Regions from separate parts of the Mus musculus genome. Here all the other regions are linked to region 1. Evidence: chromatin loops called from intact Hi-C (ENCODE). Cell type or tissue: left cerebral cortex. All regions are shown on one strand. Links, peaks and the distances in the headings refer to the core of each region. The heading gives the core; the rest is flanking DNA.

What was found. Peaks named below come from ENCODE experiments on the same cell type or tissue, not always from the same donor. Only the 100,000 strongest peaks of a DNase experiment are listed, where the experiment ranks them.
Region 2: a loop joins it to region 1, with 3 times the contacts of the local background. A loop is called at or near these places in 5 of 42 quality-filtered maps.
Region 3: it touches region 1 in a loop (5-fold over the local background); 2 of 42 quality-filtered maps call a loop at or near these places.

The regions. Positions count from the first base shown.
Region 1 is chr3:34,655,368-34,665,411 of GRCm38, reverse strand. All of the region lies in intron 4 of Sox2ot (SOX2 overlapping transcript (non-protein coding)), which reads right to left. Among named protein-coding and RNA genes, the nearest start is that of Sox2, 10 kb to the right of the region's middle. In left cerebral cortex, for the core only: no CTCF peak of the experiment used is centred there; DNase peaks (open chromatin) are centred at 4,635, 5,391, 8,234, 8,535 and 9 more places; H3K4me3 peaks cover 2,755 bases; H3K27ac peaks cover 6,646 bases.
Region 2 is chr3:35,085,896-35,095,939 of GRCm38, reverse strand. No RefSeq gene overlaps it. Among named protein-coding and RNA genes, the nearest start is that of Gm35255, 140 kb to the right of the region's middle. In left cerebral cortex, for the core only: no CTCF peak of the experiment used is centred there; DNase peaks (open chromatin) are centred at 5,328, 7,155 and 7,376; H3K27ac peaks cover 2,197 bases.
Region 3 is chr3:34,436,111-34,446,154 of GRCm38, reverse strand. Gm20515 (a long non-coding RNA gene) reads left to right here and starts at 7,315. Exons shown (of 3, transcript XR_003954604.1): 1 at 7,315-10,044. In left cerebral cortex, for the core only: no CTCF peak of the experiment used is centred there; DNase peaks (open chromatin) are centred at 3,925, 4,156, 4,663, 5,431 and 3 more places; H3K27ac peaks cover 4,386 bases.

The DNA of each region.
Region 1 (10,044 bases), core at 1,411-9,410:
TTCGTCACAGGCAATTGTTAAAGGCTTTCAAAGAGCCGATCAAACGCGGCCAGAGTAATCTACATTGGAGTCCGGATGGTGGAGTTACGGCGTACACCTGCGGGATGTTTGCTGTCGCTGCCCCTCGCAGAGCTACAAATCTTGATTAAAGCTCCCTGCCTAACTGCCTAAGTTGCTCCCCAGTTTGGAAAGTTTCTTGGGACAGTTTATTTTGACCAGAGAGCTGTTTAGACACTGCAGCCAGAGAGGAGTTGAAGCCACCAAGGTGGGGAGGGACAGGGGCGGTGAGCAACTGGGAAGGTCTGTTTCTTGCATGGACTTTTTTGAACAGAGCCTTCATCCAAGCAGAGACAACCGAGATAGAAGTCCTGATTCGTGGCTTGCCTTTGAGTTCCTGTGTCTCCAAAACTCCTTTCACTGTCTTTGCCACAACTTTTTGTTGGATGGCAATACCAGTTCGTAGCTTTCCTTAATCTATTCCCACAGGTGTCCACCCTAGAGCCTGTTTCCAGCTTCGACCAGCACTCCTTTTCTAGTACAAAACTTTATCTCCCCCCGCCCCTGCCCCAGTCCGACTCTAGTTTGAAACTTTCGCTTTTGATTCATTTGTTTGAGATTATTTCCCCTCCTTTTCTGCGTTGGCTAGGTTTCCACTGTTTTTACCCTGAGGGACAAAAAAATGTGAAGTTGTGAGAAAAGACGATGCGAGGGTCGGACAGTTGGAGGCGGGAGGGACGTCAACGTCTGTCTGCAGTCAGCTAGTAAGTCCGCAAGCCCTCTGCAATCCCTGTGTGACCCATTTGGGGAGTGGGGTGGAGACTAACCGGCTGCCCGCAATGCCAAGATCAACACTCGGAGCGAATGTTATCAATAGACCAATTTTCTGCTCTTACCCGGGGCTTTTTTGTTTCATTCCTAAGTGGAGAGTGTCTGAGCTGCGCAAGACGCAACTGCACGGAGGCGCCCGGAAAGAGAGGGCGCTAGAAGCGGGAGACGCAAATATGGAAATTAACTCATTAGGAAGGGGTGTGGTTAGCGCGAAGCCCCCTCCTCCATCCCTTCCTTTCTCCCTCGCTGCCACCGTCCTGGCTTGCTAAATATGAGATTACAAACAAACAAATAAAGCAGAAGCTGACTACGCTGACTACGCAGCCCCAGATCAAGCACGCTCCAGATAATTCTCTGCACTCAGCGCCGAGGCCAGTTCTGCCACACAGCACCCGCCCCTGCCGCCACCGGGGGCTGCGGCGTTCCCTGCGCCATCTCCCGCCGCCCGGGACTGCAGCGGGGCCGCCGTCACCTTTCGAAGGCGCAGCACGTGGTCCCAACACTCGGCGGGGTGCACGTTTTAAACCCTAAGACGCCAGCTTCAGCCACTGTGGCGCCCTTCCGAGGGCCTCTGCTGACCTCGAGGTTCTTCTGCAAAGGCCCTGGGTGCTGGTGTGCTCTGAGGGAGAAAACAATCGAGCTTAGAAAAGAATGTTCCCGAGTCTCTGACCTGGGCTCCCCCCGCCCTCTGCGGTGCCGTACTCCCAGCGCGAGATTGCAGTGTACCAGGGCTCGGGTGAGACAAAAATTGGCACCAAGGCGGAAGCCTGCTTAGCGTCAGAGCCCGAGGTTGAGATATTAACAAAAGACGAGGTGCCTAGGAGTGAAGTCTGTGGGGTTGGACCGCCTGGGGTGCAAAATTCAGTGTCTAAATAAAATCGTGCGTGCGGGGGGGTGGGGTGACAATTAAAATGAAACAAAATGCGAAACTCGTCCTCAGTTGAGTCGGTCTTCCTACTCTCTAAGTCTTTATACAACCCTGTATCTAAGTCCTCAAAGCGAGGCGTAGTATAAGGCTTTAGGCAAAAATGATACTTCTAATGGCTGTCCTTCCGGCGACCGACCTCCCCGCCCCGGCTCCCATCCTAGTGCTCCCGTAGCTGCGGGCCCCTTGGAGGAGGCTGCGCAGTCCCAAGCTTCCCGCTGCCCGCAGGCCACCGCGTCTCAATGCGGGTATTGTCCGCCGCGGGTGGGGAGGCCAGACGACCAACACACAAGAATAGCAATGTGCCCGACTCCTGTTAAGAGAAAGTTTCCAAATGTCCTCCTTGTGCTGAAATACTACTTTTTAAAAAGTGCGAGTGCGTGTTTCGGTGGGCAAAGATTCGTTTTTGAAAGTCCACTCTCAATTCCTCAACGTTTTCCACTTCTTTTAAGTTCTCAGAAAAGGAGAGAGTGGGCAGAGAAGTGACTCGATTTGGGGGGTGGGGGATTGTAAATATGGTTGACGGTCAGTGGGACGGTTTTGAAATACCGGCAGTTGTCACCCAGGTCTGGTTCGGGGACGCGGGGACAGATGCTCGGTTGGCGCACAGAGTGGGAGGAGGGCCCCGGGGCGCGTGTGCTCAGAAGCGTTTCGCACCTCCTGTTTATCTTAGAAAGGCGCGGAGGGGTGGGTGGGAGCGAATTGTTCCTTTTCCCCGACAGGCAGTATTAGTTGACTAAAATGGAGAGGCGGGCACACACAAAAACAAAACCTCCACAGGCTGCGAGTCTCTCTCCTCTGACCCGAATTCCAAAGGCTGGGACTTGCCACTCAGAAGACCCTAGCGTCCGCGGTCTTGTGACCACAGCAGAAGCAGCGGTGGATGCCTTTAGAACTGGGCCTTTGGGGACAAGGGTGATGAGGCTATCTTTCTAGCAGCGGGGACACCTTCCTTCCATGAGTGGTCTTTCTTGTGAGAGGGTCTCTGGGTACTCTCAGCTTTTCCCAGGCATTTGAGAAATAATGGCTCAAGTCCCTTGCCAAACTGTCTGAGACAAGTATATTCCAAGACCCTGCAATACTAATTCCGTTTTTTTTTTTTTTTTTTTTTAAAATCACACCAGAACAAAATAAGACCAAACCAACCAACCAACCAAAACAAAGCAAAACAAAACGCAGACCCCTGCTCTCCCTGTCCCACAGCCAAATTCACCGTAAGGGCGCCCAAAGGGTTGTGGCTATTTGCAAGTCGTGTTAATTTGGTGAGCTGACTGGATGCCTTAATGATAAATCCCCAATGTAAAGAGCCTGATACAAGCTCTAATTGCTACTGGGAACTTCAGGTGGTTGCTAGGCTCCGTGGACCACAGCCACCCCAGAAAGCCTCCAACAGTGTGTTTGGATGGTGGGTAGAGGGGTGGGGTGGAGTTTCTACAGCTAGCGGTGCCCACATCTGCTGGGACTTCCATATCGAAGCTGTTCATTTACCGGAGCCAACTTATGAAACCTCCACAATTAGATCTTCATTGTCCTTCCCCCATAATACTGTCTAGAAAGAAAAGGTCTTCTCGGTCGGGGCCAATCCAACGAAGCGTTTGACGTTATTAAATAATAAAGCGATTGTGATTTACATTGTTGTTGAGAAAAAAGGCCAATTATCCACTGTTATGTTGCCATAAAGATCATATTAACTCGAATTAGTAATCAAACAATATGCGAGCGCTTTAAAGTACAGCAGAACTGGGTGACAGCTACTGCGACGTCTTCACTTTCACCAGCAAACCCACCCGCATCGTCAGCCGGAGCAAAAGAGGCCGACACCACAGGCCCGAAAGGAGGGAAGAGAGCTGCGAAGTGGTGATTAACCGTGTCCAGTGTTAATTATTCTCAATTAATCCCAAACAGTGCAAACCTTTCCTAGTTCTCTGCAAGTTCCCATGTTGGGGATGCTTTGAGGATTGCGCCTCTTTGGGAAGGAAGAGGCGCCTTGAGTACCTGCGGGCTGAGCAAAGGGGCTGGGATGCAGGTGCACTCGAGAATGCTGCGCGTGGCGCGCGCGCGGGAGGCTCACTGCCTTCCCTACAGCTCCAGCTGCAACCCGAGGCAGACTCCAGACGTGGGCAAGGCCCACAGCATCCTTCCACCTCCCCCCCCCCCCCACCTCCGTGAATCCTGCGTCTTCTCTACTCAAATCCCTCTCGCGCGCGCCCTCTGTTATTAGGTTTATAACTCTTTGCCCACTTAAATCTGTGCAGCCAACCAAGGAAATCTAAATAGGTTTGAGTTGCCCCTTGGGTACCGAATGGAGGCTTTAATAAGAAAGATTAATTGTGGGTGTGTACCGGCCGGAAGATACGTTAGCGCCTAAGCTGCAGGCTCTGTAGATGGGGGAATCGGAACACTTCTTCTAGGCCTAGACTTTAAGTAGGCGCCATAGGCATACCCGCCGTAAGGCCCCAAGCAAGTGAGCTTTGTCTCACTCTCAGACATCTTTTCCTGTGATTCGGGATTTTATAGAATTTGGTCTTTCCTATCAATGCCTTTCAGAACCACCCAGCGCACTCCGGCTTCTCCTCTTACCCAGAGGAGAGCAAGGGTGTCCTTCTTAGTCCCACAGAAGTGTTTAAGGGAATCATAAACAGGGTTTATTGAGGAGGGGTGTTGGAAAGTTGATGCTTTTCTTGGCTTGTTTTAACTGTGTGTAAACACTGAGTAATTTTCCTCAGCACAAACGGGAACCGTCTATTAGTTGGACCACCTTGGTGTCACCCTCTTATCACAGGCTAGGGTGGTGCTGAGGGAAGTATCTTGCCTTTCCCTAAATCTTCAGACCCAAAACTAAAACCTGGCCAAAGCGTGGGGGGAGGGCAGGGTGTTTAAAGAAGGGCCTGACTGCCAAGTTCCCAGTAGCCTCTCACACTTAAATAATTCCATTTAAAACTTGCTGCACCCGGGCCTGAGCTCACACCAGTGTGAGAGGAAAACTCTTCTAACGTCTGCTGGTTGCCAGCAAGGGCAGCTAAAGGGTGGTCGCATTTCTGTCCAGAGTTTTAAAACAGTTGCCGCCTTTCCTGACCCCCTTCTCTTCCTCCCCACCCCTCTCCCCAGTAAAACCAATTCAAAAGGGGACAGGACTGTGCTCAGCAAGATTAAGGTGCCTTCATTTGTAGGATTAGCCCTCTCATGCCGCATAATAAAATACTAGAGGTCCTTTTACATTTAAACAAATACACGAAATTCATGCCTTCTCTCCTTTCCTGTTTGATCTCACAGGACTTGCAAGACCCAGGCTTGGATCCTAAGTAGTCTCAGAAAAACTTTTAACTTAGAGTTCTCAGATCCTAGCACATCTGGGCCTCTCGAGCATTGATATTGGGTGAGAGCAGAGAGATCCGCTTACTTTTAATATCTACAGCAATAGATTTGAGTTGGGAACTCACGATTAAAAGTCTATTTGTTCCTCCCAGGGCTCATGGATTTCAATGCTGGCCATAGGAACCACAAAATGTTCATTAAAGGAACCTATGCAAGCCTACTGTATGGCCACTTTGTCGGTTCAGAACTGTGGATGGGGGAAAGTATGTGAGTGTGAGCCGATGTCACGCTGGCCACCAGTGTGTGGTCTATTGTGGGAAATGCTGCTTTTTGACTGAACAGAGGGCCCCCTCCCCCTTCCCCAGCTCTACTGCACCTGCAGTGGATGAGGGAGTCCCTGCCATTCAGCCCGTCGCAGATTGTTCAAACAGAAGACATCTCTGACAGCACTCAATTCATTACATTTCTTCCTGCTTTTCAAACCAACACACACACACAAAATGAGTATTGCCAGCCAGTGACAGCCAAAAAAAAAAAAAAAAATCTTAAAATACTTTATATGCAGCTAATTTAGAAGCTCACACAACTAACCATGAAATATTTTGTGTCCTTAACTTGGAAAGCTTCCTGGGGCTGGGTGGGGGGTGGGAGGATTACCTGCTTTTTTTTTGTTGTTTTGTTTTTTTTTTGTTGTTTTGTTTTTGTTTTTTTGTTTTCTATCGAAACCTACCTCCATAGTTTATATGGAAATAGTAAGTTTGTAGAATGACATTGCTTACAGGGTAAGGAGAACTTTCTATAGGGATCAAAGTGGAAACATGCAAGAGAGAATAGGCCCTGATTAATCTTAGCAGAAGGGCCCACTTGATACATACTCATAATTTATGCTGGGGAGCCAGCTTGCTAAGAGAGGTAGGGTACCCAAATTCCAGGAGCAAGCTGCTGAGGAGGAAAGAGGAAGTCCTGGGGCCTGAGGTAGGTGTGAGCTAAACATTTAAATCCATTTCCTGACAGCCAAGCCTTACCTCCATATGCTCAGCTTTATTTTGCCATCTTGAATTCTGAAATGATTTGCACTGATTTCACAAAGCTACCGAGAGGGTGTTTGGAAAGCTGGCGACAGAGTGTTAGCCTAGTTTACCAGAAGTTGAAGTAAACACACTCCCAGGAGATTTTAAGGCACCTTCCCTGGAGTAGAGGAGTGGAGGGAAACAAGCAGAAAGGGGACCTTGAGAGACAAGCTTGCTTCGCCACGACTGGACTGTAACCTTACGCAATAGCCCAGATTGGAACGGTGGCTGATTTCTGTCTAGTCATTATTTTGTGAGATTCTGGGGCCATATCAGAATATAAAGTTCGGTTTCAGACCATTCGCCATAGAAGGGAATCCAAAAAATGGAACGGATTTAAGGGTTGAAAAGAAATCCTGGTCAATGCACTTCTAGGAACACCAAAGGATGTCTGTCCACCAGTGAGTGGCTCTGTCCCTCTTAGACACACTCCAGCTACCAAATGGTTTTCACCTTTAACTCACTCGTGGAATGTCTATAGTCAGTGTCTGACTCAAATATGTTATTGCTCTTATTTTGAGATGGGTCTAATGGGGCTCTGGCTAAAAGCTGTGTAAACCCCCAAGAGTGGAAGGTATGGAGAACGTGGAAATGGTATGCCAGTGGTAAGCCAGAAGCAACTGTCAAAACCTCCGTGACATCAGAGCCAGAAGACTTTAGAAGTCCGAAGCTGTTGCTGGGACTCAGGAAGGCTGAAAACAGAGAAGCCACGGTCTAGAAAGGCCTCTGGCCTAATTTGATAAGAGCCTGAAGACAAAACAAAATACAGCTGACCAACTCATTCTGATCCTAGCATAAACTCTAGCTAGCAGGTCACTCAACTCTGAAAGCACACATCAAGGAAAAGAGTCCTGCTGTAGAGGTATGCAGGCCATGTGTGAGCTTATCTGGGATTACTTATAAGAGATCAGCCATTTGAATGTTGGGGTGGTCAGGGTCCTCCAAAACTGGGCCTGCTAGTATGATGGAAATCAACTTTACTGTTTTGGCCAGGAACTCTCTGGTGTTTCCTTTCCTGTATAGGCCTCGCAGAGTAGCTGCAGACCCTGACATCCCAAGTTGGGGGTAGGGGCATCTCCCCATTCTGGTCTGGCCACCAGTGGTAAAGAGTGCTAGGGGACAAGTCACTGCTCCTTCTAATACCATCAGCATTTTATTGCCCTTTGGAGGTGGGGCAACTCGTCTCAAGCGCCAATATTCTTCCTTTCAGGAAGACACACACAGATGGCAGAGTCTCAAAGTAACTTCCCAGGCTAACCCTAAGTCAGAAGGGGGGTGATAAAGAGGCAAGATGAGTGACCCCCAAGACTAACATCACTGCTTAGCACCCTAACAAGGGCCAGGACCTTTGTATACAGCTTTGAGACTGCCTTGGCACTGGTTCCCTGTCTCTCACCTTCTGTTAGACAGAGGGTTAATCTCAGGCTCCAATCAAGCCAGTAGATGTAGAGGGGTGTGTGGAGGTGGTCTTATACAGCTATCTCTTACACATCTTAGGAAGTGAAGGGCTGGTTCATCTCGACCTCCCTCCTGCCCCACCCCCCTACCAAAATAATCTCTCAAAGCCTCCCACATTTTTACCAGTCCTCTCTGGCTCAAATCTTGGGTGAGAAGAGCCCAGTATGGCTTGGCCACAGGCAAAGGACTAGGGTAAGATGTCAAGAAGACAACACCCAGGCCAACAACTTCCGATCTTGAGGGTATTAAGCCTATAGCAGCCATCTCTGAGGCCAGGAGGTCAACATATAGAGGGTTCAGGCTCCCGAGCAGGAGGCAGGGGACTCTGTAACCTAAGTCAGAAGGACTCTGTAACAGCTACACAGTACCAGAAACTCGGGCAAGTTTCTTTTGGTGCAGGGTTGCGGGGAGGGCAGAGACACTGGGAACCCCTCTGCAGCTTTTTTGGGAGTCTCGGGGGATGGGGGCCTGGCCGCAGTGACGTCAGGTCCTAGCCAGTCCAGGTTAGCTGCCGACTCCAGTCGGTACCTTGCCAGTCTCCAGGCTTTGGCCCTGCAGTCCCTTCCCTTCAGGGAGCCTGCAGGAGGCTGGAGAGCTCTCAACTCAGCCCTGCCGAACCTGGGCCTGGAGAAGCAAAAGTGGTTCAAAGCGCCGAAATCTTTATACATCCGTGTCCACTTGACTCGCTATAGACAAGCAGATGGGGTCATAAAACTAATGGCCCCTCCGAGGTTTGAATCACCTGACTTGCCTGCCAACTAGAAACACTGCCTCTAGTCCGAACGCTGGCCCAGAAGCAGCAAATAAATCTCTGCATCCCTCAAATGACAAAGATTACCGCTTGCTTTTGGAGAGGAACTGACAGCAGCGCCCAGGAAGTTAGCACTATTCCCGTTCTACCAAAGTATAAAATACAATCTATCCGGGACCGCACACAGAAAGAGTGCTCTGACTAGAGAAATCCCTGCTTACCTGCGTACTCCAGTCTCTCCAAGAGAGGTTTCGTTAGTCAAAACAAGAAAGTCGAGTCGTCCATTATTTTCTAAAGGCCACAGAAGGAAAATATCCTTGCGGAGAATAACAATACTAGAGCTGGCCAGTATCCCTAGAAAAGAAGAGGCTCCCGGCTGGTGTCACGAACACATTTCCGGGAAAGTTTTTAATAGAAAATAATTATGAAAGACGTCGACCTAATCTTGCAGTTTGAGCCTTTTCCCTGTCTTTGGAAAGCGCTGTTGAGCTTTTTATTTTAAGTTTCCAGAGGCTGTGTGCCTTTGGATATTATCCAGACTCTCACAGTAGAAGCCGGAGTGTCTCCCTTCTTCCAGGGATCCATCTCCTAGATAGAGTCCCTAGGGAGAGGCAGTCAGACATCTTTCAAGTCAGGTCAAAAAAGAAAGTGTAGAATATGAAGTCAAGCCCCAACCCCAGGCCCAGGTGGAGCCTGAAAAGAAGTCTTAGCTCCAAGAGCGAGAAGCAGCCGAAAACAAACAAAAACAAAGCAAAAAACCCCCCACAGAGATGCAAATTATTTTGAAGTAATAGTAGGGTGGGGGTATGGGGGGGGATTGTGAGCTCCAGTCTTGGCTAAAACAGTTGCAGCCAAAAGAAAAACTCCAGGAAGAAAAATATGAGTGCCTATTTTTCAAAACTTTCAAAAACAAGGAATTGGGGTGGGGGAGTTTGAAGAGAGAAAAGTGCTTCCAATCCCAAGATAGGTAGACAGACAGACTGACAGACCGATAAGAGATGCCAACTAGCAGGTGACCAGGCCACAGTCAGACCTCAATTTCAGAGCAGTTAGCTATAAACTGTGAGCAGTTGAAAAGTGTAAACCTCGCGCACACAAAGGCACGATTTAATTTCACTCTTCTAATGGTTCTAAATGAAGACCCCAGAGCCATGCAGTTTAGCAGTTGTCCTTGCCCCCCCCCCGCCCCCTCCCCCCAGGCACTGATCAGCTCCTTTTTAATGTGAGAAAGCTGGCAGCTCAAACCCAGTCAATGGAGCGCCTACAACAAAAGTTCTGCAAAGCTGAATGAATTGGGCTGTAATTACTACCCCCCAGCTTATCTCTTATTCATTCAATTTATATTATTGTGAAGGAATCTTACTCTCAAAATCATTCGATTACCATTTTACCTAGGGTCATGGAGGAACTGGCGACATGGCAGGAATGTGCCCTCCCTTACAGCCTTCAGACCAATAGGAGAAGGGGGGACCACCTTGCACCCCAATTTACTCTGCCATTACTAGAACTCAGTACTCTAAGCCCGGTGCCTTCCATTTCAAACCTTTGCTTTTATTGTCTAACAGGATACTGTACTCTACCTGTGTTCAAAGCCTGACAAGAAGGGGCTGTGAAATCCTCCGACTTTGCTATTTAGACAAGGCAGAGGTTATATGAAATACCACCCAGCCTCCCCAACATCACAAACTCTAGAAGAT
Region 2 (10,044 bases), core at 1,248-9,247, 430 kb before region 1:
TACTGTCTATTAGTTTTGACTAGCTAGACTCCTAAAGGCAAAAATCTTTTGAAAATGTCTTTTTAAGAGTACGTGGAGTTTTAGCTCCAGTTTTCTTTCTTTCTTTCTTTCTTTCTTTCTTTCTTTCTTTCTTTCTTTCTTTCTTTCTTTCTTTCTTTCTTCCTTTCTTTCTTTCTTTTGTTTTTTGGTTTTTTGTTTTTCAAGACACGGTTTTTCTGTGTATACCTGGCTGTCCTGGAACTCACTCTGTAGACCAGGCTGGCCTCGAACTCAGGAATCCGCCTGCCTCTGCTTCCCAAGTGCTGGGATTAAAGGAGTGCACCACCACGCCCAGTTTAGCTCCAGTTTTCGATCGTTGTAAATCCAGCACCATCTCACACTTTCTTACACTGTGCGTGCTCCTAGGCTCCCTGATGATTTCTTGAGAAAGGCCCTGGTTCTTGTAATAGTTTGGAAAACATGTATGATTGAAAACACTAATAGCTGAACTTTCCCAAGCTGACCACAATGGTGTGTGCCTGTGACCCCAGCACAGTGAGGGAGAGGCAGGTGGAGGAGGCCACTTGGGCTTTGTAATGAGACCTTGTCTCAAGCGAAGGAAGGAGAACGTTCCTTCTAACAAGTATCTGTTCTTCCCAATGCTTTCTCCTTCTGTATTCTGTTCATCAGACATATCTACTCATGGCGCTTCAAGAAGAAGCGCAGTCCCTTCAGCTCTGGTTTTTACAGGCAGAGCTAGACAGGCTGAGTCTGAGGACATGACCATATGTTTTTTTTCTTGTAAGCCTTTTTTTCTTCCTAAGCCAGTATGGTGTATTTGGAAGAGTGAGTGTGCAGACACGTTTGTAAGCATTCATTCTTGCACACCCATGGTCCTTGCTTTCACAGGCCACCAGCTGAGCCTTCTTCCCTAAGCAGCTCGGGCCCTTCTTGCCCTGTGGTCTCACCAGTCACATAGAAGCCACATCTCTCAAGCCCATGAGCAGCAGAAGAACACAGACCTGCAAAGAATTTCTCAAGAGCCATTGGTGGCTGACGGTGACATTTTGACTGCTTAGCGTGAGCCAGCAGCATCTTTGGATGTGCTAGTTAACAGTCCTTCCTGCCTCCCAGTTCGGAAAGTGGTCGGTGAGAGAACCTTTCTTCAGAGCTGCAGATGGTTGTGCTTCTTAAACATCTGCCCATCCTCAGGACAGCATGAAGTGGCTACTTTTGTTATCCTCACTTCACAGATAAGGATGCTGAACACCGAAGCCCCTCCCCCCCCCCCACGGAGTTCAGACTTCCAGAACCCAGGAAGCCATTTTTCTATGTGGTATATACACCTCTAGCTTCAACTCTCTGGATAGGCAGGATTTGCAAGATGCTCATTGCAAACTGAAGCAAGAGCGAGAAGTCAAAGGTTCCTCTTTGGGATGTACACAGATGAGGTGGGGAAACCCACAACAAAATGCCTCCTCCTTATCTTCTCCTGGAAGCTCCTCCCAGCTCCTGGAAGAATTTCTGCCTCCATTTACACTCCTCCATGCCAAGAGCCTGGTGTGTTCTTTCTGTCTCGGGATTCCTCAAGTACCCTCTCAGCAAAGTGCCTCCCACCCACCAAGTTCTGGAGACCAGAGAGGAGGTTCATTCTCTCTCTTCCTCACAGATACCTCTCAGCACCCAGGAGTGACTTGGCTTAGTGTTCACAAAGGGACAAACGGTGCTGGAGTCGGCCACAGATAGCTGCTGTTGCAGTCCACCCCACTGCAGAAGGACTGGATGACAATGCTGAATTGTCCTAGATAAGTCATTTGTCATGGATTCACCAGACATTCTGCCAAAGACACTCTGCCAAAAATGATCAGGATTGTCTAGAGGCCAGCACCCTAAACTGCTGTGGAGCACCCCATAAGAGGGTCCATGTAACTAAGTGGTAGAGAGGGAGTCACTAGATATTTAGACGAGGAATTCTGAACATGCAGGGACCAGAACTTAACTCAAAACCCAATGCATAATGAAGTCGTTGCTGGTGGCTTTCACCTGTGTTGTATCAGACAGCTTCACTGCAGCCTGAGTTGCAAACACATGTGTGCCTTGATATCACACTGCAAATGACACCACCGGATGAACACCAAGAAACACTGCCTGAAAACCCACACCTGCTCATATGTGAGATTATTATGTTATGGATTAAAGTGTTTTCATTGTGCATACAAAGTTTTATGCAGAAACACACGTTTTCATTATGGAAAACAAAATATTTTTCTATTTTAGCATGAGAATATAAAATTAGCACGCCTCTGGATTTTACTGTGCTATAAGGATTGATTTTTAAAATGGTTTGAAATGTTGATGTGTTTAAGAGACAAAGAAAGAAATCAGTACATGAATTTTGGGTTAGGGTTGGGACAGAATTTCTCACAATCTTGGACAGGCCTGGGTCATATAACATTTTTTGAGGTGAAAATAGGTAATGAATGAGTTGGCACAGTTTAACGAGCCCAGACGAAGGAAAGCAAACACTCGTAAACACGTCCTTCTTCATGGGAAGCTCTGGTCAGAACCACGGAAAATCGGCTCAAGGCGACCAGTCAGAGGTTTAGCTTCACCACCAGTAACTTGAAGTTGTGTCCTGTGTTTTTTTCCACCTGCAAGAGTCTTAGCTGCCAACGGGTTGCTTTAAACCATGACCCTAATGATGCTACCTCCTCACTTAAGATTATCAGTGACTTCCGTGCCTGTATCACTGGTTGGCCGTGCCAGGCCCTTCCTGGAAGGACACGTGCCTGCCCATCATACTTCTGCTCTGCTCTCCGTTCGCACATGTCACTGTGTGTGGGCATGTCAGCATGTTGCTGTAGTCTCTTCTGGCTGGAGTCTGTTCCCAAGACCATGTCCTGTAATTTCCCCTCAGTGTCCCAAGCTTAATTCTTTCAGCTCTTCTCATGGTTGTCTCTCATTAACTGTGAGAAAGGAGACCTACCTCTTAGTCTCTAACTTCTAATTGGTATTTAATAATGGTCACTTAAAAGAAAATGGTCACTTAAAAAAGATAAAGTGGACCTCTGGCCTCCACATACACATGCATATATGTGCATGACAATCCCAGATACACACATAGAGGAGGAAGCTCCCCAGATACACTTAAACTGTGTGGAGGGGTTGAATGTTGGCAGGTTGCTCTCTTCAGAGACCCATGGACACTCACAGCAGAGCATGTGTTTGGGAGTGTCCTGTGTCTGCTGTTGGGACAAGCATATGACACTTTCATCGCTTACTGTTCTTCCTCATCATTAAAAGAGCATTTGTAATAGCAGTAGACACCTTCTTGGCTAGGATACCTCAGAAGTGTTCCTTAGTTAGTGGACACACATTAGTCCTTGAGATAGTCTCAAATGATTCTATCGAAAGTTCCAGATTAAGAATAAGAGTCAACCCTAATCCTTCCCCAGCTCCAGCATACAAGGCTATCCCCAGCAGGGATCGGCCAGGACAACAGTCAATAAAGCAGGGAAGATCTAATGGGAGCTGAGCTACAGGGGTTTCAGAGTCTCAAGTGGTCTGGTACTAGCATCTTTCAGTCAAATCCAGAATGTCTCTTTGTCCCTTCACTCCAACCCCAACTACTGCCGGGCCACTGTTGTTCTTGGGGGCACAGTGGGCACCACTCTTTCTTTTCCTGGATAATTCTAAAGAGGTAGCCATGATCAGAAACTGACTCACCAAGCCACCTCTGGCTCCAGGCCTGATGCTGGCCTGTCTGTCCTTCTACCCTGTGAAGTCCATGGGAATAGGAGTTGATTCTAATGTGAATGAATTCACAGCTGATGCACTGCCTGGCTTGTCAGGCTACTCTTCAAAGTTACACTCAAGAGTTTTCCACCTTCAGAACCCCCATGCCACGGGCTGTTGTAGGTGATGAACCCTGATGTATAATGCCAGCCTCATAGCCAATGTGACCTTCTGGTACCATGGTGAAAAGCAGTGGAGCCAATGATTTACAATAAATTCCTCATTAGAACTTGATCTAATTTTATAGCCACATTTTCTTTCTATACACATATTCTTTGACTCCGCTTATACATATTCTTGCCTCTCCCCCCCCCCCCATAACTGCTTTTCTATGTTCATCATGATTTAACCTTTGTTCATGCTGAATAACCAACTGCTTAGGACATAGCCTAGAACTAATTCGTCTTTCAAATCCAACATGATTCCTCTTCCCTCACACTCTTCTGTTGCTCAACCCAAACCCGTTTTTAGCCTTCACTACATATTTTGAGATTGTAAGCTAAAGTGTTTTCCCCCATTGGTCTCTAAGCACTATACAGCCTTGTCTTACTTGGCCCCCATCTCAGGACCAGGATCATGGTGAACACTGTCAAATCTGACCAAGTGCAACACTGCCTTAGGACTTTCTTGGACCTCAGCCGTGGCGGTCTCTGCCTTTGCTGAGCCCCAGTTCTGTGACTCGGGGCATCTAAGCTCAAATTGTTCTTAAGGGGGGGGGGGCTCTGTTCTGTCAGTCCACTTCAGTCCTTACGGCTACTAAGTTACAGGCTCCTTGTGTCAGCCCACAGTACCTAGAAGTGTTGTTTGGATGGAAATACCAAAGCAAAGCTGGAGGCTGTTTGTTTTCTAAGAAAGGGGATAGTACTAACCTGATCATGAACCACAGAAAACACCCTATTTTCTAGGAGTAGAACTGCCCTGGTCAAATGTGATGGAGATTGTGTCTGTAATCAACTCCCATTTATCCCGGGCTTTCTGTAAGCCAGCAATGTTACATACATGAACACTCCCTTCTTATGATAGGTTCCTTTGTCTTCATGAGAGGACCCAAGAAAATGTAGAAGGTAAGGTTCAATGACTCTCCAGGGTCACCCAGCTCTTTAAAAAGACCCCACACAACACTGGAGAGGATTGGTACCACAGCCTGTATTCTCCATCACTCCAGGCTCAGGCAGGCTGAGGATTCTCTGTATATTCTTTCCTATGCTTCCTTAGTCGTGGCACAAGTCCACCCTGTCTCCCTTGGGGATCAGAGAACAGCAAGAGCTACGCTGGGCTGGACTTTTATGTGTGACTGCATTTCTGTTGACAGTCCCGGATGTCATCCTGGGGCTTGGGAAAGCCCAGAGGCACCTGAAGCAATCTGGTTTACCCAGACTTGAGAGCTTAGAATGACCTAGGGCCAGCAAGGAGGCCCCCAAGGGTCAGTGCTAATTGGGGCCGATTCCCCAGGGGTACACAGCCCAGACTGTTCCCAAGGAGTTCAGCTGGAACTAGATTGCTTCAGGAATGTGAGCCAGGCAAACAACTGCTCAATTGTTTGAGCCCCTGAGCTTGGTCCCCAAGCAGCTTCCCAGCTAAATGTAGGCCAACAAGATTGCTGAAAACTGTTGGCAAAGCTAAACGCAACACTTCCTTCATTTGCATTTAAAAATTAAAGTTCAGCCTTGAAGTGGGCATTAGGCAAACCCTCCCTAAATGAATACCGAACAAGTGCATGAGATCACCCTGGCACCCCAAGCGCTCTGCTCCCCAACTCTTGCAAGCAGAGAATGGTTTGTTTGCCATGACTCTTTCTCTACCACAGTCAAGACCTTGAAGCTGCAACCTTCCGATCGAAGGTGAAGCGTTTTAACTGACGGCTTTGTGGGTAACTCTGGGCTTCTCTCTAGCATCGCTGTTGAGACGGTTTCTTGACTTGCCTATGTTGAACACATGTCCAGAATCAACCCGCATCTATGTCTGGCATTTACGCTTAACGCAGATGGCAGATGTTAGCATGGAGATGTTCAGGGTCAGTCAGAAGTATCCAAGACATCCTCCTGCTCAGCCCATCTGCTCCTGCCTTCTCCTTCCCAAGATGCCTACACTATAGATTTGGTTAAGATTTTTGTTCATTTACTGGCTCTGGAGAAAGCAAAGGTTTCTCCACGTCTAGTCCCCCACATCTCTTGTGTGATGGTTCTCTGAAAACATGGTAGTATCAGAACAGCAAAAGTTGACAGATTCCAGCCTGTCACCAAATGCCTGTTTTTTAGAATTGAACTCCTTTTAAAAGTACAGCTCTAGGACACTCTGGGCTCCACTGTATGGAATCATGTCTGCAAACGGACCCTTGACTCACGGGAATTGATATTTTTAGGTGTATTTTGAGACTTTATTGGCTCTTATCTACCTTCATGGACTTTATTCGTATACATCTTATCCTTGTGAATCAACGACACCACCTCTGACTTGACTGGGCTGACTGGACAGATGTGGCCAGCCCAGCCCTGGTTAACACTGCCTAAAATGCTTATAAATTAAATCATAGACACAATGTAGCTTCCCTCCAAGCTTAAAGTTCCCCCTTCCTTCTAAAGCTGGCTTCTGGCTCCTCAGGATGGGCTCTTTTTAAGGGAGCACTATCCTTGCAGTGTTCTGACATTAGATGACTAAACAAAATTGCTGTGGCCCTTTGAGTTTCTGGGTACATGTTTGTTTAGAGGTGTTGTTTTTATTTGGGAGGCGGGGGTTCTCCAGAGAAGCTTGGTTTGTTGTCTGTGCCCATGATCAAATTACTTTGTAAATGGCATGAAAATGCTGTGTATGTGTATACACACACACACACACACACACACACACACACACACACGGTTGAATCTACCAGAGCTTCATTTTAAAACCATGTGGGTCTACGGCCATTTCCACCAAGGCAGGCCCAGATAAGCGAGGCTTGTTTGTGTGCGTGGTCATGTCCATCCTGAGCCCATGTCTAATTCTGTGGGCTCCCTTCTGGTTTGTGGCGCTGTTGTATCTGAACCTAACCCCCCTCTCTCATCACAGCAAAAAGTTTCTTAAGAGCTTAACTTACAGCCGAGTGCCAGCTCCCCCCATTTAATTTGTCCTGCTACCCCGGCACTTGTCATGTGTGTTCAGGCAATGGTGAGGTCAGTTCTCAGGGCCCAGCTCTCTGGACACCCTCAATGATGACCTCATTAGAGGCACAGATGTTTGCTGCACTTTGGGAGATGGGGAGAAAGCAGAGCAGTAAACTAGGCCAGCTTGCAATAAGGCTGTTACCCACAATTCAAGATAAAATGCCGGATAGTTCCCACTAGGTTCTGGTCGGCTAGGAGACAGCAACTTATTAATCTTGTGTCAGAGAGCCAGCTGCAGCAAGGCCGTTTCCATATTTCACCACTAACCCTATGTCTGGACAGCCATTGTCTTTTCTTATGAAAAAACTCTACAAATCAGCTGCGTTCTCTCTCTGCCTCTCTCTCCTCTCCTCCTTTAGCTCCGCAAAGCCCCCCACTTGTCCTCTTTGGAGAGTCGGGGCGCACCCTCCAGCCTGGGCCTGGCTTACTAATTCAGAGCCCGTGCTTACTTTCTAACTTTAATGATATTCCCTCAGCGTAGCACTTCGGTTGCTTGGCGACCGGATTTGAGCTAGGCCTCTCATTTGATTCCCACACATCAGACCCTGAAAAGCACTTTTTTCCCCCGTCCCTCAGCTTTTGATTCTTTCTGCTCTGAAACCCTTCCCCCGCGGTGTCAGTATGGGTGGGCAGAGCGGTGGTAGGAGGAGGCCAAGGGTGAAGGGCGGCCTATAGTGCACTGGTTACACATCAAGGCCTCCAAACAAAGCCTCCGGGAACCCTCCCTGACCAACACAAATTCCCCTCAGAAAAAGCAAATTTGGCTTTCCCTCATAGTGTGGGTGTCGTTTTGAGACTTTGCTTAGATACTTTATTAAATCTGATGCCTCTCATTGTTTTTTCTGCTGTTTCTCCCCAGAGACTTCCCATATCAACAAGTTGCTGTAGGCATAAGCAAACAGATTACAGAGAACTGAAATAATCGAACAGACAGCAGGCTGGCACCCACGCTTCTGATAGCTTCTAATTAAATCATACTATCTGTTAGTGAAGAACCCTCTATCTTGGTGTTGGGGGAGATGTGCTGTTTACCCCCACGATAAGGAAACATTTTATGCTAAAATGTGTATGTGGACATCCATGGTGCGACTGGCAAAAAGATGAGGGGAAAAATTTTCCCCATTTTTGTCTTTTTAAAGAAAAATAAAAATGCTATATATGCTATTGAAAAAGATCCACTGTAGAAAACAAAAACCAAAAAATAAAAAATCAAGGCGTTGAACATACTTCTGTGTTTTGTGGTTGAAGCTCTAACACAAGAGGGGACAGTCAAGGAAGGACTCAAAATGAAGGATGCTTGAGTTTTCCGATAGTGTTGTTTCCATTGAAATTATATTATGCAACTATGTCCTTAAGAGGCACACACCACACACAAACCACACCACACACACACACACACACACACACACACACACACACACACACACTCATAGCAAGGAATGAGCTGCTTCACTGACTAGAGCCAGTGAACAGTCATGCTTCTGCATACAGATTCCAGACACACGGGAGTATGTTCTTACATGTATATAAATGTACGTATAGTCTATTACACAAGACTGTGTGCAATCTATTATACGTAGTCATGTATAGTCTATTTTAAAGAGAGACACACAGAAGCATGTTTCATACATGTGTGTAGATTCGTGTCTATGCATTTAGACACGGTGTGGTGGTCTGTTCTAGAATGTAGCTCAGATATTCTTGTTGGCTTCCTTTCTCACAGATCCCTAAGGACTTGCTCACACAATGCCCACTCTCACATGCCAATCCTGTGTCCTGATGGAAGTGTGACCTTCCCACTCCATGGACACTTGAAAGCTGGGTTCTTAGACCTTATTGTCTTCCTGTTGGACTTACAGGAGGCTGACAGAAGTCTGTTGTCTCCTTCTCAGCAGTGATTAAACCAGTATGCAAAGCTCTTGCCTTCCATTCCCAGGTACTGGCCCAAACCTCCTTTTTCCTGTGAACTGCCTTCATAGCTGATAGGTGAGTGAGATTCAGATTTGTACAGTACAGTCCTAATCTGACACTCAAGCAAAGATTCTAGATAATGTTTAAACTCTGCTCTTCTTTCTGCCTAAAGTTTTAATCCGTACATTATCTGTATTTTAGGTGAACAGACGGGCAGATCGGATTCGTTATTCTATAACAGGATCTACTGGTCATTCTACTATAGGGTAGCTTCCTACTTCCTGTATGCCAGCAACATTTTGGTTTGGGGAAAATGTAGGCCATGGTACACTAGTAGATAGTTGGTGAATACTGTATAAAGCACCCCTGTGGTGAAACTATTAGTAAAACCGGAGAAGCAAGGGCTCTTTAATTTTACATTTGTAAAGAGAATTTTAGAACTCAGTTTGACTATAGGCACACGCACACTCAGACCTTGTGTGACGGGGTAGAGGGACAAGGGAAAGGGGAATAAAATTCCATGCAGGGTGGGGACAGCCATCCAGCTATGTGGTGCAGAGTTAATGACGGGCAGAGGGAGCTCTGAGGACCCCTCCCATGTTGCTGCACAGTGTCTGTGACTTCTCAGAAACACTGTTAATAATGGAAAACCAATCACAAACGACACTCAACTTGATGCCCTGCATATTTGTTATTTCCTCTTCTTTTCTACATGGTTTTTGCTCCCTCATGCTCACCTGAGCCCAACTAAAACTAAAATCTCAAAAGAACAGGCATACCTCAGGAAAGACTTCCTTAAAATATTTTTAACCTTACCCATCTGGAGTTTCTAAACTCCTGTGATGGAAACGTGATCACGTTATGCGCCTGCCTGTTCTGGGCTGCCCCTGGGTTGCCTGTTCTGGGCTGCCCCTGGGTTGCATGTTTGCTTCTGGAAGCTTGCCGCAGCTGCTGTGTGCACTTTCCCACTGCTAACGACAACCACACAGCCCTCCAGACCCGTCATGCTTCTAGACTCCTATCCATACAACAGGAGCAGAGCACAAGCTCGAGAAACTGCTACCTCACTCTTGACGTCTGTAGAAGACATGAGAAAAGTTAGGCCAAAGGAGGACGAAGATGGGCTCACTGCTCTCATTAATGAATGGCTGGCCGGCCATGAGAAACAAGATTATTGATTTAGTGTTAGTTATGGCCATGGCAACAAAGTGAGTATTAC
Region 3 (10,044 bases), core at 1,193-9,192, 220 kb after region 1:
GAAAACCTTAATGCTGGGATATTGCAGGCTCCAATCACTGACTTACACAAACAGTTTGGATTAAAAAAAAATGAGCTTGGGCTTATGACTCTATCCCAACCCCGCATCCCCCACCCAGCACACACATCTGGAACAGCAGGAGCAGCAGGAGGAATCACATTTGGCATGGCAACTGGTGTTCATTCACTTCTGCGGCAAGAGTACCCAAGCGCCGTTTCAGCCTGATAAACTTCCCAGTTGTTTAGTTGTGTTTTGCTTTGTTTTCCAGGTAAATGTTTCCTCCCTTCCTCTGACAGGGAGATTAAGTTCCACCAGAGTTTTGGGCTCTTATATTGCATTTTTATATCAAGCAAAGTGCAAAAGATTATTTCTAGCATTAATCACTGCAGCTAATAAAGATGGGCCGCCCAGAGGTAGGGCCTGATACTAGGAAGCTTTTCTAAGCGCCTCAATGAAGATGCTCAATCGCATGTAACTCCTGTACAATCCACTAATAGAGAAACAGCGTTAATGAGGGATTGCATCATCACCAATGGGCCTGCTGAGTAGCTTGGCTCTGGTCGGCTGCTGCCAAAATGCAGTTCTCATTTCCAACAAACAAAGTCTATCTGAGAGACAGCACAGAGCCCTTCAGAACCGGGAAGTCCTGTGCATAATAATGAATCCCAGCTCTTCTTTTGCCAAAGAGCCTGGGCCCTTTCAATGTCATAGGTCAGCCCAGTGACTCAGAGAGGGCCTGATCCTTATCTAAGCGTTTGCAGCAAAATTAGAATGTGCTGTAGTCTTATTAAAGAAATGTTTGTCCCCCGTCAATGAGCTGAAAAGAAAGCAGCTCAATGCACTTTTGCAAATTACAGCAATAAACTGCTTGAATTAACTGCTTTATTACAAATATTTAATTATTCGGAGGGTTAAATATCCAACATTTTAGAAAGGCAAAAAATTAGCTACCGATTTGGTAACCTAGCTTGTTTAAAATCTCTCATGGTGGTGTGTATTTGCGTTTTTATTTTAAACAGTCCCAACTTTGAGGTGTCTTCCTTGTGAATTTAGCCAGTTTCCTTTCATTGTGAATGAAACAGCAAACACACACAGCTATCACTCCTGAGGTAAGCTGTCAAGAAAATCAAATCTGCAACTCATGAGCACCACAAAAGGCAGACTCTGTTTGCTTCTCTGGGAGCGGGAACACTTACACTGGAGGACTCCCGAGCCACAGAGGTCGTCAAGTACAACCCATTCTAAGGGACAGATAAAGTAACATGGCCATTATATTTAAACAGTTGCTAGTTAAATATTGTTTAAAGTATACACTCCTTTATTTAAAAGGGCCAAAGATTAAAACTGTACGTTAAAAAGAAAATTTGACAAATGCATACTAAGCAAAAAGCAAGTGTTCTCAGAGAGAAGTTTTTATGCCCCCACACAGAATTCTGTTCATTAATCCAAATGTGTTTTCCATTTATTAAATCATATGAGGCAGATGGAAATTATTTTTAAATAGATTTCTTAAAAAAAATTAGTAGGGAGCGTTTCTCCATAAAGCAAAGAAAAACATTACAATAACAGAAAACGGGTCAGGATGCGCCTGCACAGAGGGCATATCAAAGCGTGTTGTCGCCCGCTGTCTGTATCAGCAAGCTGACTGCTCAGGGCCAGAAAAATCTGCCATGTAGGTCCGACTCTTCACTGAAGCTCTTAAATGCGCGCTCGGAAACTACAAAGTGCTGAATATATTTTCAGTCTTTTTATGTGACGATTTACAACTCGTGACCTTAGGCAGTGTTATGCGCGTAAAACAAAATGACGAGACCACCCTGGTTCAGAGCTGAATAAAGGTAGTATAGAATCAAACTTCATTATCATTCAAATGTCAGGAGGGAGAACAACAGAAACTCCACAGTACATAGATATATAATTCTATTTTGCAGTTTTACTTTATAAAAATGCCCCCTCTTCACTTGTATTTTGCTATTAACCAGCTCAGAGCAAGTAGACAATTATCTAAGCTTAATGTTGAAGTAATAACGTGCTACAAACATTAAAACCCTTGAGGCACGTCAGCTGGGGCCTGTGGGGGATAAAGCCGCGACCAGTTGCTCCTCGGGCTGCCCACCCTGACGTTCAGGAAAATTATCGTTTTGCTTGATTCAGACCCGGACACTGGGAGCCCCTGACATCGGGATGACTGTGCTGGCAGCATGCCTCCTGATACCCACAAGAGCTGTCCCTGCTCTCTGTCCCATGAAAGGAGTCCTTGTTACTTCTCTTTGATAGCTGGCACACTGCCCCTTTCACAGACCCAACGAACCGTCATCTTGGATGTAACAAATTAGTACATTCTCAGAATAATAATAAGCGCAGGCATGAAAACACCGTTGTTTTTACTTGGAAATGAAGTAACTCATTTTAGCTGAGTGACTTTTTTCAGTGCAGCACCCCAGGCCAAAGAGAAAAAAAAAAGAAACTTTTTTTCCCCCTTCTGAAAAGAATGGTCAATTTCAAGAGAGATATGACACACGCTTTACTGTAAAAATCTGAGAAAGTCAAATTAATTGGGGGGGGGGAGAGCTTTCACTGTAGAATAATTAAAAAGAAAATTAGGGGCTCAAAGGAAATCCACACGTACCTAAGTGATGTGTCATTAGAGAAATAGGATCGGAGATGACTCACCATGGTACTCAGTTCTGATACCAGGTTAAGATGTATCTTGTGAATTTTTTTTTCTACTTGTAAAAAAAAAAATTAACTAGGAGTTAAGAAAAGATCCGGTATAATAGAAAACTAATTGAATGTCTCGAGTGTTAAAACACTAGAGAGTACCATGAGCATGTTTTCATATGTTAATAACCATGTCAAAATGTTCTTCCAGTTCTCAGAAACATTTCCTTACCGGTGAGGGAGCTTCTCTAGTCTCAGGACCGCTCCTTTTACTACATTAGTAAGAGAAAGCTAATGTTTACACATTTGCATATGGGATGAATCTACTTCAAAGGCGACCCACAACCACACGGGAAACACCTTTGCTCTCTCCCTACCTGGCAACCTCAGAAAGTCTGGAAAAAAAGGCCATGAGAACCTCTGTTACTGGATCTTCACAGCCGCTCCAGCTAAGGGCTGACCTAGGCTCCAAATAGCGAGTGTCCTTTTCAAATAGACGGTCAGTTGAGATTGGAAGAGCTGCCAAGAAGTGCGGAAGAATAAACTAAATAAACACTTATTTATACTCTTGTAGATACGGGCCAATGTGGACGTTAGTTAGCTCCAGAGGACGGCCTAGAGATTTAACAATCACTAATTTGTTCTCTGTTCTCGCTAGCTCTTGTCTCCTGAAATAAATGGTCATATTTTAATACAAAATGTACTATAAATTTATTAAACTTTCTGGTTCAGATGAGTTCAAAATATCTCATTATAAACGGAGACTGTCCTGAGAGGCAGTCAAGCATGATTAAAAAGATCACTCTTTTACACAAAAAAATAGCCTTCTTACTTTACCCTTTGTTGAAAAGACATTTGGCCAGCCACAGGGGAAAGACATAATCTACTTTTATATTCAAATAATTTATTTGAAAACTCCATGGCTACGATGACCCTAAATAATTCTGGGTTGAATATACATATTACATGGGTTTATGTGACCTTAACCACTGACTTGTTTTAATGTGCCATCAATGATTTTAGCAATTATTTTTTTAAAGGAGAAAGACACATTCTAACACTTTGATTTAAAAATTGCCATTAAATAAAATTATAAGGAAAGTACACGTTAAAGCGCAGTGTATTTCTGCCAATAAACCCGCACACCCAGAGTCAAGCTTGGGATGTTACTTGCTGTCCTCGAGCAGCACCCATCTCTCTGATCTGACTCACATTCCAATACACCATCTACCTGGTGACAACGTGTCAGAAATGGTGCCATCGCTATTTGGCTTTCATGGAGACAAACAGCACTTGCGGAGCATACAAGGCTTCTCTGAGGATCCGTTCTGTTTAGCTCTGGGCATTTGGTCTCAGCATCTTGATGATAAGGTTAGTTGTATAGGCTCCAGGCAACAGAGAACTTCATTTTGAAACCTCCTCCCCACCCCCACCCCACCACCGCCCCAGGAGCCAAAGAAGAGGCTAGCAGTGACTGTTTGCCCATTTGCTTTAAGACACTGTCCCTTTCATTCAGCTGCCCAGCCAGTGCCCACTGTTACATAACAGCAGAGAGTGGCGGTCCACAAAGCAGGTAGGACCCTCCTAAATACTCAGCTCTCTTATTTAGGGTTTTAAGAAAACAGACAGTTGTCAAGCAGCTGTACAAAGCATTTAGGAAACTGTTCCTACATTCTTAATTTCTTTCCTGTTTACCAGTCGCAACCAAGCCCTAAAAAGTCCAGAAAAGGAGTCCAGAAAGTTTTCTGATTTTTGCTTATGTTTTTTTCCTTCCAACTTCCCACGGTACGCATGAGATATACCCCCCCCCGCCCCCCTGCCACCTCCCCATACAGAAAACCAAAATGCGAAATGTGGACTTGTGCATTCCGGGCGCCTCCCCAGACTCTGCCCCTCTTCCAGCCAAGCAGAATGAGTATCTGGGCTAACCACACATTTCAGGACAAAGGAGCTAATTCATGGGGGAGGGGAGACCACACACCATTTATAAGGTTTGTTCAGTTTACAAGAAAACCATTGTCAATGCTTTGTTGATTCATTATCAATGACCCTCGTGACAAATAACAAGTGACCACCTCCTGGCTCAACTCTCCAGCATCTTCCCCATGCAGGAGCAGCCGGCCTCTACTGGGCTAATTGCTAGTCAAGAAAACTGGAACTGTGGGGACAGGAGATGGCTCTGATCACAGATGTAGCCTTTAGCTTGAAGATTTGATGGAACTGTGGTTCTGGTACATGGAATATCTCAAACAATAGGGTAGTGCTTGCTTTTACTACATGACTCTGCTGTGAAGAACCAAATTCCAGTAGAGGGAGAGAAAAAGCCAGGAAAGGACCATAGAGGCTTATGCTGCTCTATGCAGGGGCCACCGCCAGGATGTTTCAGTTCCTACAAATCTTCTTGTATCCCCACCTACAAAATAGGACTAAAGTATTTTTTTTTGTAAAAAAAAAAAAAAAAAAAGGGAAAATCACCTTAAAATCCTTTGTTGGAAAAATGTTATACAGAGAACGAGCATTATCTTCCTCGTCCATTGAACCTTTGTACTTTTTTCTCTGTCCTGAGGGAAATAATAAATTGACATATTTTCTATCATCAGAGATCCTTTTAAGACCACAATGTGATTGCACTCCATGCGCCTCACACTTATCCCCATTAAAAACACACAAAGGGCCGAAGGCACGATAGGACTGGGTGGTACAAAGGGCGCACCAGATCTGCTGTCGTACAACACGGGTGCTCCTGCATCACCTGGCCGGCTCCAAGGCAGCGACAAGCAGGCCCTGTATAATTTCCTGCTGAAACTGTGCTCTATGGGAGAAAAGCACACCGATTGTACTCCCTGTGGTCGATTGGCTGCAGATCAGCTCTGTTCCCCAGCTTCTCCAGCACTTTTAGCAGCACTGTATCTTTTTGACTGGCTGGTTTAGCTGGAAACACAGGAAGGAAATCTGTTATTGGGACACCTATATAGTAGCATTGTCTCTTCTTCTTCTCCTTCTTCCTCTTCTCCTTCCTCCTTCTTCCTCCTCCTCCCCCTCTTTTCTTCTTCTTCTTCTTCTTCTTCTTCTTCTTCTTCTTCTTCTTCTTCTTCTTCTTCTTCTTCTTCTTCTTCTTCTTCTTCTTCTTCTTCTTCTTCTTCTTCTCCTTCTTCTTCTTTCTTCTTCTCCTTCTCCTTCTTCTTCTTCCACCTCATCCTCCTCTTCTTCCTCTTCCTCCTCTTCCTCCTCCTCTTTATCCTTCTTCTAACAAACCAAAACCACCCTGAAACTGTTCTTTATGAGGGGGAAGCAGAAAAAATCCTTCTACTTGTTTCTTCAACTGCATCAGCTGTGAAATTCCAAGTGGTTTTCAAAAGAAGGTAAGACAGTAGTGTGTCAAGAGGCTGGAGAGAAGGGCATTCTTAGGGAGCACTGAGGGAATGTTCTCAGTAGATACATAACACGGAAAGAGGATGTAATCAAATGATCCTAGTGATCCATGCTAAGAGGGGGTATAAGGACCGTGAACTGAGGCTGTCTGGAGGGCAGCGCCCAAGCCTCTATGGACCCTATATGTGTCCTTAGAAGTCAGATGTTCCTTATCTCAAGTGAGTTAAGCTCTGAAATAAAATTGTAGTGACAGAGGAGAAGCGAGAGAGACTACCAACACTGAAGTCAGAGGATACAAAAAAAAAAAAAAAAAACAGCAGAAATTTCTCCCAAACACTAGATGTTCTTCCCAGAGGGGTGTGAGGGAGCTTTCATACCTAACCCCTCAGGGCTCCATCTGCCTGTCAGATTATTCTGAAGACACGTGTTGTTCAACAACCTCACAAGAAACAAGAGGCTGTATTGACTTAGGGTTGTTTTAGTTGTAGATCTCTTTGGACATCTAGTTTGAGAAAGGGGAGGGGGAATTCATGGTAGATAATATTGAGGCTGACCAAGATGGAGAAGCGAGATGGCCACCAGAGGTAGTACCCTCTTCCTAGTGTTCAGGTCACTCTGGATTCACGGACAATGACTCTCTGCCCTGTAATAAGTGCCCTTAAAACCAACACTTCTTTGCTGTTTCTACTTTTACTTATTTAGTCCTGGCCATGTGGCAGGCAGTTGGTCAAGCTTTATAAGTGTTGCGTAGTCCTCTTCATAACTCTGTACCCTAAATACCATAGTATAGCAGCCTCCATGCTATGGATGAAGAGAACAGAACCTTGAAGAATTACAAAGCTAGCCTGAATCAGCCTATATTAAAGTATGGAGTCAGGACTGTGCCCAGCTCTGGAAATCTGCTTCTTGCCTGGGACTATGGAACACCTTCTCTTCTCTCTTTTCTCTTCTTCTCTTCTCTTCTCTTCTCTTCTCTTCTCTTCTCTTCTCTTCTCTTCTCTTCTCTTCTCTTCTCTTCTCTTCTCTTCTCTTCTCTTCTCTTCTCTCCTCTCCTCTCCTCTCCTCTCCTCTCCTCTCCTCTCCTCTCCTCTCCTCTCCTCTCCTCTTCTTTCTCCTTCTCCTCCTTCTCTTTCTTTCTCTTCTTTCGCTTTCTTTTTCTTTTTCTCTTTCTCTCCTCTCCTCTCCTCTCCTCTCCTCTCCTCTCCTCTCCTCTCCTCTTCCTCTCCTCTCCTCTCCCTCTTCCTTTTCCTTCAGTCCTCTTTCTCCTCCTCCTTCTTTCTTGTTTTGAAATTTTGTTTTATTTTAATCACTATTCTTCAGGATTATCATAGACATACAATAATTTGTATACTAGGTCAAATTTTATAAGTAGATTTAAGTGCTTTCTCACTAAACTAGGTTTTATTTTTATCTAATCTAGCAGGAATGTTCTGAGTAGGAATAATTCTTTAGATTTTCATCAGTATATGTTACTGATATTAATATTATGATATTTCCTCACATGTACACAACATATTTTGAGGAAGATGACCACCTTTATCCCTCTGTGTCACTCAAGTTGTGGGCTTGGCTCACTGTATTTTTTTCTGCATCTGCCCCTGTCCTCTAGCCTCTGAACCAGTACATGATTCTCTACTTCTGTGATCTCATCTTTCTTAGATACAACTCATAAATTAGGTCATGCGATATCTGCCTTTCTGTGCCTGGCTTCTAGAACTAAGCTTGGTATGTTGAGAAGACAGCCACGTGTTCATGTTCAAAGCGATGCTCTTCTTAAAAGCCAAGATCAGGAAGATTTACTCCCAGATGAAGGGATAAGAAAATCATGGTACAATACAAGATGCAATTGTGTCATATTATGTGAGAAGTCAGGCCCTTGCTAGTCTTCAGTGAGAATTCAACAACATGTAGACTTGTTAGCTTCTTTTAGCTCAGGCCTGTCTTCTGTGCACCTTGGTGCACTTGCCAAACTCCCCTCTTCATCACATCCCACTGGCCAGTGTTGAGCCAATGACTTTGTTTCTATGTGGCTCAACTTCTGCACTAATGAAATCAATATATTAATTTTTGCTGATATTGCTTGTGTCTCAATGAATTAATACTTAGAAAGGCTTCCCTGAACTTAAACATGCACAACAGATATTCGTTGTTTAATCTTATTTTAGCCTTATATTTATGTTTATATAAAGTCTGCATTGCTTGCTTGGCCAGCGTATGAATAATTCAGTTTGGACCTTAGAATTTTTGCAGCTTTGGGATTCCCGAGTTCATCTGGGAGTTTAGTACTTGATAGATAAGACTGCATCTAAAGTCATGGTCAAAGAATGTTGGTATCCAACCCAAATCAACTGACCCAGAATCCTAAAGGCAGGTCCCAGGAAAGTGCCTTTAAAGCAGCTTTCCATTTATCTTTACGTACGATTAAGTTTAGTGACTATTCATTACAGCCTAAACCCCAGGTCCACTGAGGAGAGAACAAGGCCATGGAAGGTTAAGGAATTCTCTGCAGACGAGAGTGGGGGAGAAAGCCCATCTAGTTTATGGAATGAAAAAATTGGCACATCTCACATCACCAGTGAAACACAAACAATTCCAAGGGAGCTTCAGCAACAGTGTGGTCCCAGCCTTTGTGTTAGGATAAAAGAGGGGCGTGAACGCAGATGAGGCTTCAAATGTGATTCCAGGTCCGTTGGCAGGAAGATTGATCAAGGTTTGACCTAATTGTGGTCTCTCATTGATGGGCAAAATGTGAATCCCAATGAAGAATTGATCTGCCACTGAACAGAGAGTTACTCTACTGTACACAGCCGGCGCCACGGACAGAGTGGCTTAGTCCTGATGAAGATGTGTCTATTTTGTCTTGTCCATTCAATTTGACATTTGTCTTCTGGCAGAAGATCCTTTATTGAGACAAGGGACAGAGATGCTTTTTTATTTCGTTGGAACAGCATGAAGAAATTTTGCTTTATTTTATTGTAGGGGTGAGCGGATATCAGGGTTGGGAAAATTATACTTCCTGGATAATTACTTCTGAGATAGATGGTTCCAGTTGAGGAAAAGCCACACGAGAAAATGAAGTCCCTTCTTAATAACCGGACTATTCATGTTACGAAGGGACTACTTCTATTTTTACCAATGAACGACATAGTTGATTCTGAAGTCACACACATTGTTGTGTTGGACAACCACACCCACTGATTATGAGAACAGAGGTCTATTTTAAATAAATGAAATTAAGATTTTTTTAAAAAAAGATGATACTATATTTATGCATGAAAGATGTAATATATTTCCTTAATGAAAAAACAATCAAGACATTTACCTACAATTATTATTCAAATACAGGATTTTCATGTCTACCGGAAGCTTTCACTATTTTTACTGTTCCTGGAGTGCTTGGAGTGAGCATAGGCTAGCCCTCTCAGGAGGGCTGCCCTATACCCTGACTGGGCTTGCCACGGTGTGTCAGCAGGATGAGTACTTGTGAGGGTTTGGCATGCACGAATGTGTAGTTTGTTTCTCTAGAAAAGCCTAACTAATATAGGAAGATTCACAGGCGGGTTACTCTAGCTTTTAGGTAATAGACATAACATCATACCATTCTAGGATGAATGGTTTCCATGTGGGAACATCAGTGATTTGTGGAAATTAACTTTCTTTTCTAGTTGCTACCCCAATTGCTATGATTCTTGTGTGATATCCTGCTTCCCTCCTGCCTCCCTCCCACTTTCTTCCTCCCTCCCTCCCTCCTTCCTGTACCCTTCCTTCCTTTCTCTCTATTTTCCTTTTGGAGGGTGGGTAGTAATTTCCTATACATCCCAGGCCAGCTCAAACCTGCCATTCTCCTGCCTCAGCCTACAGAATGCTTGGGTTTCAGGTGTGTATTACAATGCACTCAGCAGCTTGCCCAGTTCATCCACCAGGACATGAGGAAGAAAGATGGTCAAGACCAGCATCCTCAGCACTTTACTTCAGCATCAGATCTGGCTGCTGCCAGGATCATGTGATGCA